5 separate regions of the Homo sapiens genome follow, and all the other regions are linked to region 1. Evidence: chromatin contacts called from ENCODE Hi-C or POLR2A ChIA-PET data. All regions are on one chromosome and are shown on one strand. The core of a region is the stretch at or near the end of the contact, and the rest is flanking DNA. Distances in the headings are between cores, read along the strand shown.

Region 1 (2,781 bases), core at 119-2,618:
ACTGCTACAAGAGACCAAAGGCTCAGCTCTGTAGCTCACACCAAAAAAAGGATGGTAGTCACTAGTCCATCGAGATGTCTTATTTAAGGGGAGAGTGTGGGCGATCTTAGTTTTATGGCCCTGAAGTAAGAACCAGATACCAGGTATAGTTTCAGAATTGTCACCCCCAAGTGTTATGGGCCCGGAGCGAAGACAGTAGTACTCCCGAGCGGGAGGATGATTTCTCGGAGGTTGGTAGAGGTTTCTTGGAGGTTGTTTTGTCCTTTTTCTTCCGATGAATCATTACAGCTCAATGACAGCTTCAAATCGAACAAAACCTCTAGGCCTTTCATAACCGCAAGCTACTGAGGACATAACCAAGTCACTGAAAGGAAGCAGCAACCGCTTCAAACTCGGCCCCTCAAATGCTCAGTAGAGGCCCATAACTTCCAGCGGTTGATCTCTGTAAATTGTCTACAACCACCCCCGGGTCGTCAGAAACCCATCTTTCAGACCCACCTTTCGGAAGTGTTGGTCCTCGGTCACTCGACAATCACACACACAAGCATACAAAAAGAGGGGGAGGGGCCGCAATACATTTGTAAAACACTGTCAGAGATGGAATTCGTCCCAAGGACTTTTGCGGCACCCTTCCCTTTCCCGCATCAGGTAGAGTCGGTCTGTCGCTCCTCAGACCCCCGCTCAACGCTCTCCCACCCTGACCTTCTCAGATGTAGAAGAGTAACATTTGCCCCAACTGCATCCCAGGCTGCTAAGATCCTCGGCTACTCCCAGTGTATCCCCGTCCCCGCTCCCTGGATCCGTCCAAGTTCCTCGTGGCTAAGTCCCGAGCGGTTTCTCCGTCGGCCGTCTGAGATCTCCCGGAGGGCTACCTCGCGGGTGCGGACCCCGGCCCCCGGCCCACCTCCACCCCGCCCCCTGCGGCCCGCACCCTCCCCAACATGGCCCGCAGCCGCCCCCTCGGGACGCCTTCAGGGCCCGGTCGCGACCCCTCTTCCCGCCGCCGGCCGGACTCACCCAAGCTGTGGCCTCCGCCGGGCCCTCCTCGCCCAACCAGGGGGCGATGGGCGCTCCCCGCGGCCGGCCTCGCTAAAGATCCCGCTCCCGCCCGCCGCCCGCGGCCCTCACCTCCCCGCCGCCGCCCCGTCCGGCCCCAGCGCCGAGCTCCGGTCTCCTGGATCCGGCGCCCGCCCCGCCCCCCTACCGCGGCCTGGCCACCGCCGGTCCCCGAGCAGGCTCGGGGCCTCAGCCCGCCCCTCCCCCTTCACCTGCTCCATAGCGCAGCGCGGTCCGGAACCCCGTTGAATCGAATCCGTCCGCTCCGCGTTCCCAACCGCACGCGCCGCCTTCTGGAACCTACTAGAAGCTACCGGGACCCCGGCTCCCGCCCCTTCCTCGCCTGCTCACTGGTCGAGTTCTTCTAGGGGGAATGTCTGTGCTGCTCTACTATTGGCTTGAGGTCCAGCCCATCATCTCCACTTCCTTCTCATTGGACAGCGGGGAGTAATTCCCTCAACCCTGCCTCCCCCGCACCTCAGGATTGGGCGCTCCTCTATAAACCCACCCATCTCAGGCTCCACGAATGGAGGGAGGAGCGAACTTCTGCGACACGGATTGGTCTTTTGCACTGCCAATCGTAGCCGCGCTGGCCGCGCCCATTGGTTCTGATCGTTCTGGAAATTTCCACCTCTCCCATTGGGCTGCCGGACTCCATGTCGGAACCGCCTTCAGAATGAGAGCGATTCCAATTGGGCGGAGGGTTGCCAACTCTTTGCGCTGATTGGTTTAAATCGCTGCCCTTCAAAAGGCCGGGTTTCGCCCCGCCCCTGATATATGGGAGTACCGGCTGCAGTCGGGGTCTGTAGCTGTGTCGCCGGCGGCTGCGGGGCCTCTGGGTTGCTTTCCCTCTCGCTCCCGAGTGCCGCGAGTTCCAGGCGGTCCCCGGGATCGCCAGCGGCACAGGGCCCCAGCCCTTCGCCCGCGCATCGGGATGGGGGTCCTAGCCGGTGGGAGCTGCCTGTCCCTCGAGCGCCAGCTACCCGCGTTGTCCAGCGCTCCGGCCTCGGCCCGGCCCTCCTGCCTCCTGGCTGTTAGGTTCTGAATGTTCCGGAAATGCCACGTGACCGCGAGGGCGCTTGGGCTTGGGCTGGACAGGCCGGGGATCTCACCGCGGCGGGCCCGGCTGTCCCGCTTGGGCGTCCTCAGTGGAACCGCACACCCTTTCTCAGCGCGCCGGTCGTTTGGTCCTGTAGGGCCGAGGGGAATTCGTGCGGTGTTGAGCACGCGGGAAGCACTTAACGAAAGGGAGCTGCCCCTCAGCCCTCGTGAGTCCGATGTAAAGGAGTGAAGGAGACGAAGAACTGAATCAGTAGTTGACCGCCTGTGAGCTGGCGAGCTGTGCCCTGGTAGGGCCTTAAATCCCAGCCCCAGAAGTCGGAGGCAGGGCAGGCACCCCAAAGCGTGGAAGAGATGCACCTGCGGAGTGAAAATGCTGCTATTGCTTCTAGGGTCAGCCTTGGTTCCTGGAACAAAGGAGCCGCATGACTCGGGTCTGGCGATGATGTTGGGCTCTGCAGTGTCCTCATCCTTCCCCCTCTCTGGGTAATGATATCTTCCCAGGGTTTAAAGTGTGTCCTCTCTGCCAGTAGCTTGTCTCCACAGCCTCATCTTTAATTCCACCTGCCCCACCCATTTTGGACACTGCAGCCAAGTTGCAGCAGATCCGCAAACCTGGTAATCCCTCACTTGAAAGTGCTGGAGGCTTTAGGATGGGGTTCAGGG
Region 2 (2,781 bases), core at 53-2,552, 1.0 Mb before region 1:
AGCAGTTCCTACGAGAGACCCAGAGTCCTGTTCCTCGGCCAGCCCCTCCCAGAAATTGGCACCAGGCCACCCCAGACCCCATTCCCCACCAGGGACATGGAGTCCCATCCCTACTCCTCATCCAGGATCTGGCTTAGCCGAGTCCCACCCAGGATGGCCCCTCTCACCGTGGGACGCTTCCACTTGATGCCATAGGTCTTGGAGGAATTGGGACCCAGGTCCTTGTAACCCAGGCTCTGGGGTACCGGGGGGAAGGCCTCATCACGGAAGAGGGTCCCACTCTGCAGGCATCGCACCCGCAGCTGCTCATAATCCTGGCCCAGGTACTTGATGGCATTCTCATGGCGGCCCAGGCCCAGCTCCCTGGCCCGCTGCTTCTGCACTTGGGCTGACACCCCAGTGCAGTACACCGGCGTGATGATCTCCTCCGACATCCTGCCGGACAGATGGGCCTGCTCAGAACCCAGGCCTTCCCAAGACTAGAACCTGGGCTCCTGCCTGCAAGCTCTGCTCTCCTGCCCCTGCTTATCCATCCCCAAACCTAGGGTTTCCCTGCCTCACTGCTCCCCTCACAGAAGTAGGGTTCTCAGCCACCTCCCGGTGCTCCCAGTGAATCCAGGAAAGGGATTTCCCAGTTCCCAGGCGTGCCGGCCACCTCTCCTTTCCCGGATCCCATTGTCAGGGGCTTGCAGCTCTGTAGTGAGCCAGCAGGTCAGGTGGGGCAGGGCGGAGCCTCCAGACAGCACAAGGAACTGGGCAGGTGGGACACAGCAGGGAAGGCCTCTTTGATCCTGTTCACAGGCCTGCAACCCCCTCCCCAAACTAACCAAGCTCCTGGTGCACCGGCCCCTTGCCGTGGGCTGAAAACCCCAGACGGTCGGGGTCCCCCTCCTCAGGCCCCCGCAGCAGGCTCGATATCAGAGCTGGTGGGCCCTAGCCCAGCCCCTGGGGACAGCGGTGAGCCAGGCTGGGACAGGCGCCTGGGCTGTGCCGCTCCGCCAGCCCCCACCCCTGCTCCAGGAACGCAGAGGCCCCCGAGAAGGGACCGTGCTGGGGCAGCCCCTCAGCCCAGGAGCAGTGGCCAGGGTCAAGGAATCCCGGCTCGGCTACCCAGCTTCTTACCTGGGGGAGGGGTGTTTGGGGGTCGCTGCAGTCCCTGAGGCTGGCTTCCCGGTGGCAGCTCAGGGCAGGGCCCAACCAGGAAGAGCGCTCCTCCCCGCCCTCCTCCCGCCGCCCCTCCGCCCTCCGCCCTCCCTCTCTCCTTCTCCTCCTCCTCCTCCTGGGGCTCCTACCCCGCTTCCTCTCGGCTCTCCCTTATCTCTCCGGCACGGTCTCTGACTATCTCTTACTCACGGTGTCTCCCCGCCCCTCCCTCCGCAGGCCGGGGGCCAATTCCGCGAGAGGACAAATTAGTAAAAGGCAGAGCAGTCCCCGGGGAGGGGCCAGCGCGGGGGGGGATGGGGGGGCTGGGGCGCGGCGGAAGGGCACCGCGGGGAACGGAGGGGGAGGGCCGGGCAGGGGGTATTTTTAACCAGGGGCAGCAGCTCGAGTTGCAGGGCCGGACGGCCGCACCCCACGCGCGCCCTGGCGGGCATTCCGGGGCGATTGTGCGGCGGCGCCGCCTCCCGCAGCCCCGGGCCCGCCCGGTCCCCAGCTCCCCTCGCTCCGCGCGACCGCAGCTGCTCCCGCCGTTCCCAGCCAGCCCCGGCGCGGGGCCGAGATTACCTCGGGCTGCGGCAGCTGCTCTGAGGAGGGGCCGGGCTGGCAGCGAGCAGACCCCTGCCGGACACTCAGCAAACGGCAGCCTCACCCCGCAGGGCCGCGCCACTCCCCTTCCCCACCCCACCGCCGCGTCCCGGCTCAGCGCTCCCCGGGGAACGCAGGGGGACCGGGCTCGCTGCGTGACCTTGGGTAAGTCCCTGCCCCGTTCGGCCCGACTTTCCGCATGCGTGCATCCTATGGGATGGGGTTGGGCAATTGTGGGAGCCCATCTTTCTCTAACGTTCTGGGGTTTCTTGAACCTGGAAACTTAGAGAGGTGGACATCCCTGTTCTCTCCCCCAGGCTCTCAGCCCACCCACCTGGAAGCGCCCATGTGTCACCTTACCCAGGAGAGGGCGGCAGAGGCTGCGAGCAGGACGGCAGCCCCCTCTCCCCACCCCCAGGACCCTGAGATCCTGCTTCACGGGCTGCAAGAAGTTGGGGGGCCAGGATTCGGCGCGGAGGCCGGGGGTGTGGGTGGGGAGACTGCAGAGACTCCCGAGACCCCCCCAAGTCAGGGCTTTTCGCTGGTCTCGCAGCCCCAGCCCAGCAGCTGCTGCAGTCTTGCATGTTGTGGATGCAAGCATTTTGCTGAGGAAACTGCATAGCGTTCCCAGGACTCTAGGGCCCACGACCCCTCAAAAGTTAAGAGCCGCTGATCTAATCTAACCCCACTTTCACCCTCAGTTAACAAAAGAGGAAAACTGAGGCCTGAGAGGGTGTGACTTGCCTGAAATACCTAACCTGGTGAGTGATGGGTGGAACCAGCTCCTAGGCTTTCTGCGCAGGTGTCCAGGGACAGAGAAGGGTGGTTTAAACTAGAGAGGTGGCAGGCAGAAGTAGATGGATTTGATAACTATTTAGGATACACCATCAAAATTTAACTCAAACTGGATTACACACCTAAATATAAATGGCCAAACCATAAAACTTTTTTTTTTAAAAATGGAGACAATCTTAACAATATTGGGTTTGAAAAGATTTCTTTTTTCTTTTCTAAAGGCAGGGTCTTGCTTTCATT
Region 3 (2,781 bases), core at 114-2,613, 860 kb before region 1:
TAGACTCTGTCTCAAAAACAAAGAAAGAAACAAATAATAAGAGTTTATTGGAATGCATCGCCCATAGAAAGTATCTCTAATGCCTTAAACTTCTGTCTCAGGTATATTCGTGGGCATATGTGTTCTTGTTTGCTTGGTAACCCTGACTGGGCGGGGAGGTTAAAAGAGTTTGAAAATCAGCCGGGCGCGGTGGCTCACGCCTGTAATCCCAGCACTTTGTGAGGCCAAGGTGGGCGGATCACGAGGTCAGGAGTTCGAGACCAGCCTGACCAACATGGTGAAACCCCCGTCTCTACTAAATACAAAAATTAGCTGGGTGTGGTGGCGCGCGCCTGTGATCCCAGCTACTCAGGAGGCTGAGGCAGAAGAATCGCTTGACCCAGGGAGGCGGAGGTTGCAGTGAGCCGAGATCGCGCCACTGCACTCCAGCCTGGGCGACAGAGCGAGACTCAAAAAAAAAAAAGTTTGAAAATCACTATTTAGACCAATTCTCCCTTTCCACCCTTGCCCCCTCCACTTTTATTCCTGAGACAACTAAGACCCAGAGATGGGCCCGAGGTCCCACGTCGGGGCTCGGTGGATCTTGTGCTGTCCTGGGAGGGGGCTAATGGTGAGATGTTAAAGCTAATCCTTCCTTTCCCTACCTCCACTGTCATGGTGGGCTCCTGTCCCCACGCTCTGCCCAGCCGCCAGGATCCCGACTCACCCAGGTTATAGAGCAGAAAGAGGCCCTGGAAGGCGGGTTGGCGGGGGTGCGGCCCGGCGCCCCGCGCGTAGCAGCGCCGCAGCGAGCCGAAGCCCTCCTGCACCTGGGCCTGCAGCAGCACCGGGTCCGCGGGTCCCCGCGCCGCGTCGGGCCCGAGCCGCGCCACTACGGTCAGCAGCGTGGCCAGCGCCGCCTCCAGCACCACAGCTGCCTCGGCGTCGCCCGCTCCCTGCAGCGCCAGGTCCAGGAGCACAGCTCGCAAGCGGTCTGCCACGAAGCTGGCCACCTCGGCGCGGGCGATGTCGGCGCTCTCCGCCACCTCACCGGCCAGGTAGCGCACGGTGGCCAGCAGCACGGAGGGCGGACGCAACTGGCTGGGCGGGGGCCGGGGCTTGCCGGCGGCGGGTCGGCTGTACTCCTTCACCGCGCGCTGCGGATCCGCGCGGGGCGGGTCCTGGCGGCAACCCGGCACCACCTCCAAGCGGTGCAGGCGGTGCTCCCTTTCGCGCTGGGCGCGCTCGGCGGCCGGGCACATGTCCGGGCAGGTGCCCACGGGCAGCTCGCAGCCGGGCATGAGGGGGCTGCGGGGAGACGGTGGGCGCTCAGCATCCCGGGGACGGCAGTGCTGCGGGAAGGCACGCGAGGCCGGCCGGGGGGTGGGGAGCGGCGGGTCGGGGCGGGGCTGAACCTGTCTGGGCCCGCCTTCCCGCCATGATCCCCGGCCTTCGGGCCGCCCATCGAGCCACCTCTGTCCTCTCACCCAGTCCAGTCGAGTTGGCCTCCCGAGATGCACTGCGTTGTAGTCCAGCTACGCCTCTGCGGCTCCGCGCGCTCTAGGGCGGCTAACGGCCCCCATCGAGCGCCAAGTTCAGCTTCGCGCGCTCCCCTTAGTGTTTTTAACGTGTAGCCCGGGCCGCTCCCATGATACACCGGTGTAGTCCCTGCCGCAACCAACCGCTTTGTGGTGAGGCGGGGCGGGGCGGGGCTGAGGCCACGCCTTCCAGCCCGCTGAGCAATCAGGATTTGGCTTTGGGGCCTCTGAGACAAGTACCCGGGCTTTGGGTTCCTCTCCTTCGTCCCTTCCACCCAATAAACCGGCTCCATCGGCTTGTCCTCTATTTCCCTGAGACTATGCTCCCTATTTTCTAGCTCAGGGGCCAGCAAATGTTTTCTGCAAAGGGCCAGGTTGTAAATGTTTTGGGATTTGCAGGCGGCAAAGACTCAACTCTGCAACTGTTTCAACTGCCAGTGTAGCGCGAAAGCAGCTATCACAATACTAAATGAATTAGCCTGGTTGTGTTCCAACAAATTTTATTTATGGACTCTTAAATTTCATATAATTTTCACTTGTCACATATAAATTTCACCTGTCATTGTCACAGAATATTATTTTGATTTTTTTAATCATTAAAAAAAGTAAAAACCACTCTCACAGCCCTTACATTAAAAAGGAGGTGGGCCAGATTTGGCTGCAGGTGGGAGTTTGCAGACCCCAGTTCTAGAGGGGTAAACTAATGGTTTAATGACCACAGCTGCTGCTCACACATCAAGACAGACAGACATGGGCCGGGCGTAGTGACTCATGCCTGTAATCTCAGCACTTTGGGAGACTGAGGCGGGTGGATCACTTGAGGTCAGGAGTTCGAGACCAGCCTGGCCAACATGGTGTAACCCCGTCCCTACTGAAAATACAAAATATTAGCTGGGCGTGGTGGCATGTGCCTGCAATCTCAGCTACTGGGGAGGCTGAGACAGGAGAACTGCTTGAACCTGGGAGGTGGAGGTTGCAGTGAGCCGCGATCCCACCACTGCACTCCAGTCTGGGCGACACAGCGAGACTCCAACTCAAAAAAACCCCAAAAAGACAGGCAGGGTCAGAAGTGTGAGTCCTTGATTCCAAGGTGGCAGGTGTAATCAGGGAGCTAAGAATTCATTATTTTTCTCATTCTTGGTCCAGTTACCTACAGAAATGGCTCCTGTAATTACAAGACCAGGAGGTAGGGCCAGGCCCTGGGGAGAGGAGAAGGGGCTGGCAGTGCAGGAGCGAGAGTCCCAGGGAATGGCCCACTCCCTGT
Region 4 (2,781 bases), core at 168-2,667, 620 kb after region 1:
TTGCTGGACTGGAGGTCAGCCCCTAAAAAGATGATCAGCAAGCCTGAGTGGGACCGGCCCAGAGGTCTCTGGACAATGGGGCAGGAGATAATTAGCCAAGCCAACCCTACTGTCTCCCTCCAGAAGGAATACTTTGAAGATTGTCCCACTGCAACTCAGAGGAGAATGGAGTGGAGGTGCTGAGAGAGGCCGTCTCCATGGGAGCAAGACCACATGACCACGTGAGCTGAGGGAGTAGCTGGTCATGCAGAACTGCTGTGGCTCCCAAAGAGTTTTCCAGTTCTGGCTCCAGTCCATCTGCATCCCCACACTAAAGCTCTTTGTTTGTTTGTTTGTTTATAGCCTGAAGAGGGTAAGTTATTGGTCCTCGCCCCCATGCCCCACAGTGAGGATGCTCAGCTCCCCCCAGCCCCACCCACCCCTTCCTGTCCAGTTTGCTCAGGACCGGACAACTATATGTAGATGACAGAAGAGATACTTATTTGGAGCTTGGGTGAGATAAGCATGCAGGTGCCTCAAAGAAGCAACCTCTACACACCCAGTACTGGGTTTTGGTTTCCATTTGGTGTGGAATGAGTGTTTCTGAACTGTGGGTGAGAGGCAGAAAGGGGAGTGGTTTCTATACTGCTGTCCAAGCAGGCTCACTCTGTTTCCAGGGTAGAGGAATGTGCCTCCAATAATACGATTTTTCTAGGGCCATGGGGTTTGAGGTTGGTGGAAATGTTTGCCTGTCCCGGCAACCATCATTCCCAATTTGGAGGCATGAATCTCAGTCTCTCTGGGGCTCCTCTCTCCTTTTTGAAATTTTCCCCCATGGTCTCTGTCTCTATATCCTCCCTTGCCCCCACAACCACTGGATCTTGCTTGTTCCACCTGAAACTTGGTGATTGTCAGCTGTGCCCCTGACCACACTGCCACTAAGTCCTTCTCAATCTATATCCTGAGCTCTGATTCCTCTTCTGTCTGGCTGATTTTCATGCCGCCTTGCCTACTTGATATGTGCTCTGCCCCTGTTTGAAGACAGGGAAAATTTTACATGAACCTTGATCTATGTTCTGTTTTTTTTTTTTTTTTTTTTTTGACTGAGTCTCGCCCTGCCGCCCAGGCTAGAGTGCAGTGGCACGACCTCTGCTCGCTGCAAGGTCTGCCTACTGGGTTGACGCCATTTCCTGCCTCGGCCTCTGGAGTAGCTGGGACTACAGGTGCCCACCACCATGCCCAGCTAATTTTTTCTATTTTTTAGGAGAGACGGGGTTTCACCGTGTTAGTCAGGATGGTCTCGATCTCCTGACCTTGTGATCCTCCCGCCTCAGCCTCTCAAAGTGCTGGGATTACAGGTGTGAGCCACCGCACCCAGCCTATGTTCTGAAATAGTTGTATATGGGCTGGGTCACAGGGAAAGTGAAACTCAGAGCTAATTTAAGGCTGGACACAGAGTCAGCAACACACAAGACATCATCTTGAAGGAAGGATGGCTTTGGTAAGTCCCCAGAAACGGTTTTAAAGCTTTGATTTGAGGAACAACCACCCTATTAGTGATGATTATGTGTATTCTTGTTGGTCTACAGCTCTGGCATGGAGGGCACATGGGCACATGCTGAGTTCTGGGGGTCTGGCTCTCTCAGACACTGTGGGAAGGAACCACGGTGCTGGGTTATGACCCTGGAGGCTCCCCAGCCTCAGCTGCCGCATGGGGTCTGGTTCTACTGTGGCCAAAGTTTGCGTTTATGCTTTTCCAAGCCCTCCTCTGGCCAAACTACCAGTGGCTCTGCTAAGCCTCCTGAAGGCAGGAATGGTGGGCTCAGGGAGAGCAGCCCTTGGTTTACCCCACAGGCCGCCTCCTCTGTCACATCATCCTCAGTGGGAGGGATTAGCTGGGGAGGGAGGGTCCAGGGAAAGGGCTCCAGCTGTGTGGGTGGCAATGGGGGCTGTCAGAAAGGGCTCTGTCTCCCTCGCCTCCAGGCAGGGCCAGTCCCTCTACTTTCCCTCCTTCCCTCCAATTCCTTCTTAGTTTCCTTCTTCCTTTAGACCCAATAGCAGCCACATTTCCCAAGTGCTCAGGGGTCCAGACACCATGCTAAACACTTCTTTTATTTAATCCACACCAGGTAGTTAATAAGCAATCCTATGAAGTAGGCATAATTACTGCCAACTTCATGGATAGGAGGAATGATATACTGGTAAGTATAGAGAGGGGGCTGCCCAAAAGTCAGAGAGGGAATTCGAACTTAGGAGGCTCTGACTCTAAAGCTTCGACTTAAAAAAGAAAGAATGTATTTAATTCCAGGAGAAATACGTGAACACATTCACTTTGTCTGAAAAACCGAAACTCTAGCCTGGGCAACATAGTGAGATCCCATCCCTACAAAAAATATTAAAATTAGCCAAGGATAATGGTATGTGCTTATAGTCCTAGCTTCTTGGGAGGCTGAGGTGGGAGGATCACTTGAGCTGGGGAGGCTGAGGCTTCCTGCAGTGAGCTGTGATAGTGCCACTGCACTCCAGCCTGGGTGACAAAATGAGATCATGTCTCAAAAAAAGCCAAAAGCCAAAAACCAAAACTATTAGCATAAAAACTAATGTCCCCTTTGACCATCCTTCCCATCTGTACAGCCTTTCCCCTCTGTACAACCTGGTGCGTATTCTTCCAAATATTTTTCTGTTTTTGCATACATATATGGCTACCTTACAAGTATTGGTTTGTAGCTTTGGGGTTTGTTGTAGTTTTAAATTGCATTCCGTGAGGACAATTCAGTTAGGAAATGCTTGAATCTTTTCCTT
Region 5 (2,781 bases), core at 106-2,605, 540 kb before region 1:
ACAAGTGTGTGTGTTCTTGGGCAGTATATGCTTCCTGTGGGTGTGTTACCATGGTGGGGCATTTCTGCAGGTGTTCTTATGTGTCTCTGGGAATGCCCAGTGTTCACAGATATGTGTGCATGGCTGTGAGTGCCCCAATGTCCATGCATTGGTGGTTGAATGTAAGTGTTCTTGCATGTTGCCTCTGGCTAAGGAAGTGCCAACTACCACCAGCTGTGCAGATCACAGACCCTGCAACAGAAACCAGGGTCCTGGAGTGAGCTGGCAGAATGGTCTGGCACACATACACACACACACTCTGTCTCTCACTGTCTCATTCAGCAGCCCAGTGACCAACCTCGGGGTATACACACTAAGTGCCAGTGTGTGTACACTTTTATTGGCGGAGTGAGTGAAGGGTGTCCCCCAGTCCCCCACACTCATACACATGCACAGTGATGCATGTACCCTTACAGGAGAGACCTGCGCCCCCCAGCACCACTCTAACTGAAACTCATGGATGGGAGGAGGAGAACAGAGAAGGGGGCTGCTGCCAGGTGCCCTCAGTCACCAGGCATGTGCAGGCGCAACCCTGCCCCCACACCTACTCGTACCTCGGTCCAGGGTTCCAGGCAGAACTGAGAGTTTGGCCTCAAACTCTGGGATTCCCATGAGGCAGGACTGGGAAACCCCCAAGTTCCTAGGTCTACCCCGCCCCCATCTCTGCCTTTCCTTCCCCCACCGCCTCCGTCTTTATCCCAGCAAAGCCCCTTCCTCTTCAGTTCTGGGGGCTCCAAGCCAGGGGCCCTCCGGACGGTGGGAGGTGGGGGCCAGGCTACCGACTGGAAAAAGCCCCCAGCAGCCATGGACCCACCGAGTCCCCCTTCTCTAGGCTCCTCGAAGCCCGGGCCCGCCCCTGGGGGTAGCCAGCAGAGGGCGCTGCGGCCCAGGCCCCGCATCAGCCCTGCTCTCGCGGCGTCCCAAGTCGGGGTCCACAGCCTCTCCTTCGGCTTGTCCCAGCCCCGCGCTGCGCGAAGACCTGCTGGCCGTGGGGGGAGGGTGCGGGACCCAAGGCCCCGAACTAAGGGGCGAGGGGCGAGGGGCGAGAGTGCTTGGGTTCCCGGAAAAGACACTGAGGCCGGGTTTGGGGCCCGCCTGGTTGGGGGCCCGGGCGCCCGAGAACCTCGAGAGGCTGGGAGGAGCGCGGGTGCTGGGGCCGGGACGCCTGGGTCCCGCGCGAGGGAGGGAGTGGGCCTGTGGAGCCGCTGGACTGGCGGCTTCTGAGCCCTTGCATTGGCTGCGCTGCTCGCCCGTCAGCGCAGCGTGGTCCAATGCGCGCGTCTCGGGGGCGGGCACTGGTGCTGATGCTGCCGTCAGTCGGTGTTGCAGGGATGCGGCGGCGGGAGCAGCCGCCCTGACTCGCGGAGCATCCTCCTCGGAGAGGCACCGCGGCGGGGCGGGCGGGCGGGCGGGGACGCGGCGGGGAGGGAGAGAGGCGCGAGGCGGCAGACACCGCTAGCCCTGGCTCTGCCACCCGTCGGAGACGGGGCGGCCCTGTAGCTCTGCTACCCACCCTCCAGCTTCTGGCGCCCCGAGAACCAGGTAAAATGGGGGGGGGGGGGCGCTGCGGCGGAGACGGGCGGGGGGCGGGAGCCGATCGGGGGAGGGGAGCGGATCGGAGGGGGCGAGGGAGGCAGGACGGATGAATTGGGGGGCGGGGGCGCCGCGCTGAGAGGGCTGGCCCGGTGACAGCGAGGAGGCAAAGCCGCTGGGGGCTTGGGGGTCGGAGGCTCCTGTGGAAGGGGCACTGGCCCTGAGAGCTGAGGAGAATGGGGAGGGGTGGGAGGAAGGGTCTTTGGGGGAAGGGATGGAGAGAGGAGGGGCATCCAGAGGACTTAGAGGGGGTTCTTAAAGGGGGGTCCCCAGTCTGTGCTAGCCCCAGAGGCTTGAAGCAGCGCCGGGCCAGAGGAGCTGTTGTGTTCTGGAGGGTCTAACCAGCGAGAAACTGGGCTTCGTGGGAGGAGAGGAGAGGGGGCTGGAGAAGAGAGAGAAGTGGAGAGGGAAGGAAAGGGGCCAGGCCAAGGGCTTCGTCCTGAGGGGACCCACTGAGGACCAGGCTTTCCTGGGGGATGGGAGCCAAGGGGAGAAGAGGTTATTGGGAGAGAGCAGAGGGGAATGTGCCAAGGTGCTCCAGGCAGAGATGGGTCTGTGCTGGTGGAGAGCTGGGAAAGATGGGGTCTGAGGGAGAGGAGCGGAAGCTTGCGGGGGAAGGCTGGGGGTGATGAGACAGGGAGACTGGGAAATCAGTAGGAGGGGGCTTTGCTGGGGTGGGAATGCGCTGGGGGCGGTGACAGGGTTCTGGTCAGAGAGTGCTGCAGGGGGAGAGGAAGCTGCAGGGCCCTTGGCTTGCTCCCCCACCCCTAAAGAGGAAGGGACCATTTCTCATGTCCCAGCCTCCTCCCCCAGCTGAAGCAGCAATCTTCCCTGGGGTCTTTGGGTTGGGGTATGAGCCCTTGAACCCTTGATGGGCTTTTGGGGCACAATTGGCTTTGGGGTGCTGTTGTCTCCTTTACTCTCACCCCCCTCCTGAATCTTGGGAGAGGGCATTCGATGCCTCATTGAGCTAGCAAGGGCTGGGAGGGGCTTTTTCTTGGTGTCTGGAGGTGAAGGAGGAGGCTGTCCACCTGGAATAATGAAATAGATTTTTAGGGGGTGGGTCTTGGGTCCCCAGTCCCTTGGCTGCCCTGGGGGCTTCCAGATAGCCCTGTTTTTTCATGTGTTGGCGGGTGGGCGTCTCTCCTC

The links. Hi-C counts contacts between places; a loop is a spot of excess contacts on that map. ChIA-PET counts read pairs that join two places held with the same protein, here RNA polymerase II (POLR2A). Pooled maps may share reads with other maps.
Region 2: a loop to region 1 is called in a pooled map, with 4 times the contacts of the local background. The contact joins the promoter of CAPN1-AS1 here to the promoter of STIP1 in region 1. A Hi-C loop is called at or near these places in 1 of 50 pooled maps. POLR2A ChIA-PET finds 5 or more read pairs at or near these places in 2 of 52 experiments (Panc1 and RWPE1).
Region 3: a loop to region 1 is called in a map of CD8-positive, alpha-beta T cell, with 9 times the contacts of the local background. The contact joins the promoter of SAC3D1 here to the promoter of STIP1 in region 1. A Hi-C loop is called at or near these places in 1 of 168 maps with a recorded cell type or tissue (CD8-positive, alpha-beta T cell) and 4 of 50 pooled maps.
Region 4: a pooled map shows a loop between it and region 1 (7-fold over the local background). The contact joins the promoter of PLAAT2 here to the promoter of STIP1 in region 1. A Hi-C loop is called at or near these places in 1 of 37 single-sample maps with no recorded cell type and 7 of 50 pooled maps. POLR2A ChIA-PET finds 5 or more read pairs at or near these places in 2 of 52 experiments (HEK293T and activated CD8-positive, alpha-beta memory T cell).
Region 5: a loop to region 1 is called in a pooled map, with 7 times the contacts of the local background. The contact joins the promoter of NRXN2 here to the promoter of STIP1 in region 1. A Hi-C loop is called at or near these places in 1 of 37 single-sample maps with no recorded cell type and 4 of 50 pooled maps. POLR2A ChIA-PET finds 5 or more read pairs at or near these places in 1 of 52 experiments (K562).

What each region holds. Positions count from the first base shown.
Region 1 is chr11:64,184,758-64,187,538 of GRCh38, reverse strand. STIP1 (stress induced phosphoprotein 1) reads right to left here and starts at 1,368. Exons shown (of 14, transcript NM_006819.3): 1 at 1,269-1,368. The coding sequence starts at 1,277. It overlaps LOC124902686 (a long non-coding RNA gene), which reads left to right and starts at 1,858. Exons shown (of 2, transcript XR_007062712.1): 1 at 1,858-2,781. RefSeq lists silencers at 1,156-1,215, 1,916-2,055 and an enhancer at 2,176-2,245.
Region 2 is chr11:65,180,355-65,183,135 of GRCh38, reverse strand. CAPN1-AS1 (CAPN1 antisense RNA 1) reads left to right here and starts at 1,302. Exons shown (of 2, transcript NR_145677.1): 1 at 1,302-1,911; 2 at 2,064-2,781. It overlaps CAPN1 (calpain 1), which reads right to left and starts at 1,208. Exons shown (of 22, transcript NM_005186.4): 1 at 1,123-1,208; 2 at 168-435; 3 at 1-8. The coding sequence starts at 434. RefSeq lists enhancers at 1-731, 732-1,521 and silencers at 544-838, 1,440-1,889.
Region 3 is chr11:65,039,792-65,042,572 of GRCh38, reverse strand. It overlaps SAC3D1 (SAC3 domain containing 1), which reads right to left and starts at 1,363. Exons shown (of 2, transcript NM_013299.4): 1 at 707-1,363. The coding sequence starts at 1,280. SNX15 (sorting nexin 15) reads right to left here. Exons shown (of 8, transcript NM_013306.5): 8 at 2,001-2,781. The coding sequence ends at 2,781. ARL2-SNX15 (ARL2-SNX15 readthrough (NMD candidate)) reads right to left here. Exons shown (of 11, transcript NR_037650.2): 11 at 2,001-2,781. RefSeq lists silencers at 695-744, 765-1,444.
Region 4 is chr11:63,562,015-63,564,795 of GRCh38, reverse strand. It overlaps PLAAT2 (phospholipase A and acyltransferase 2), which reads left to right and starts at 1,417. Exons shown (of 4, transcript NM_017878.2): 1 at 1,417-1,480. The coding sequence starts at 1,472. RefSeq lists a silencer at 381-460.
Region 5 is chr11:64,721,771-64,724,551 of GRCh38, reverse strand. NRXN2 (neurexin 2) reads left to right here and starts at 1,355. Exons shown (of 23, transcript NM_015080.4): 1 at 1,355-1,581. RefSeq lists an enhancer at 465-514 and silencers at 895-1,194, 1,181-1,475.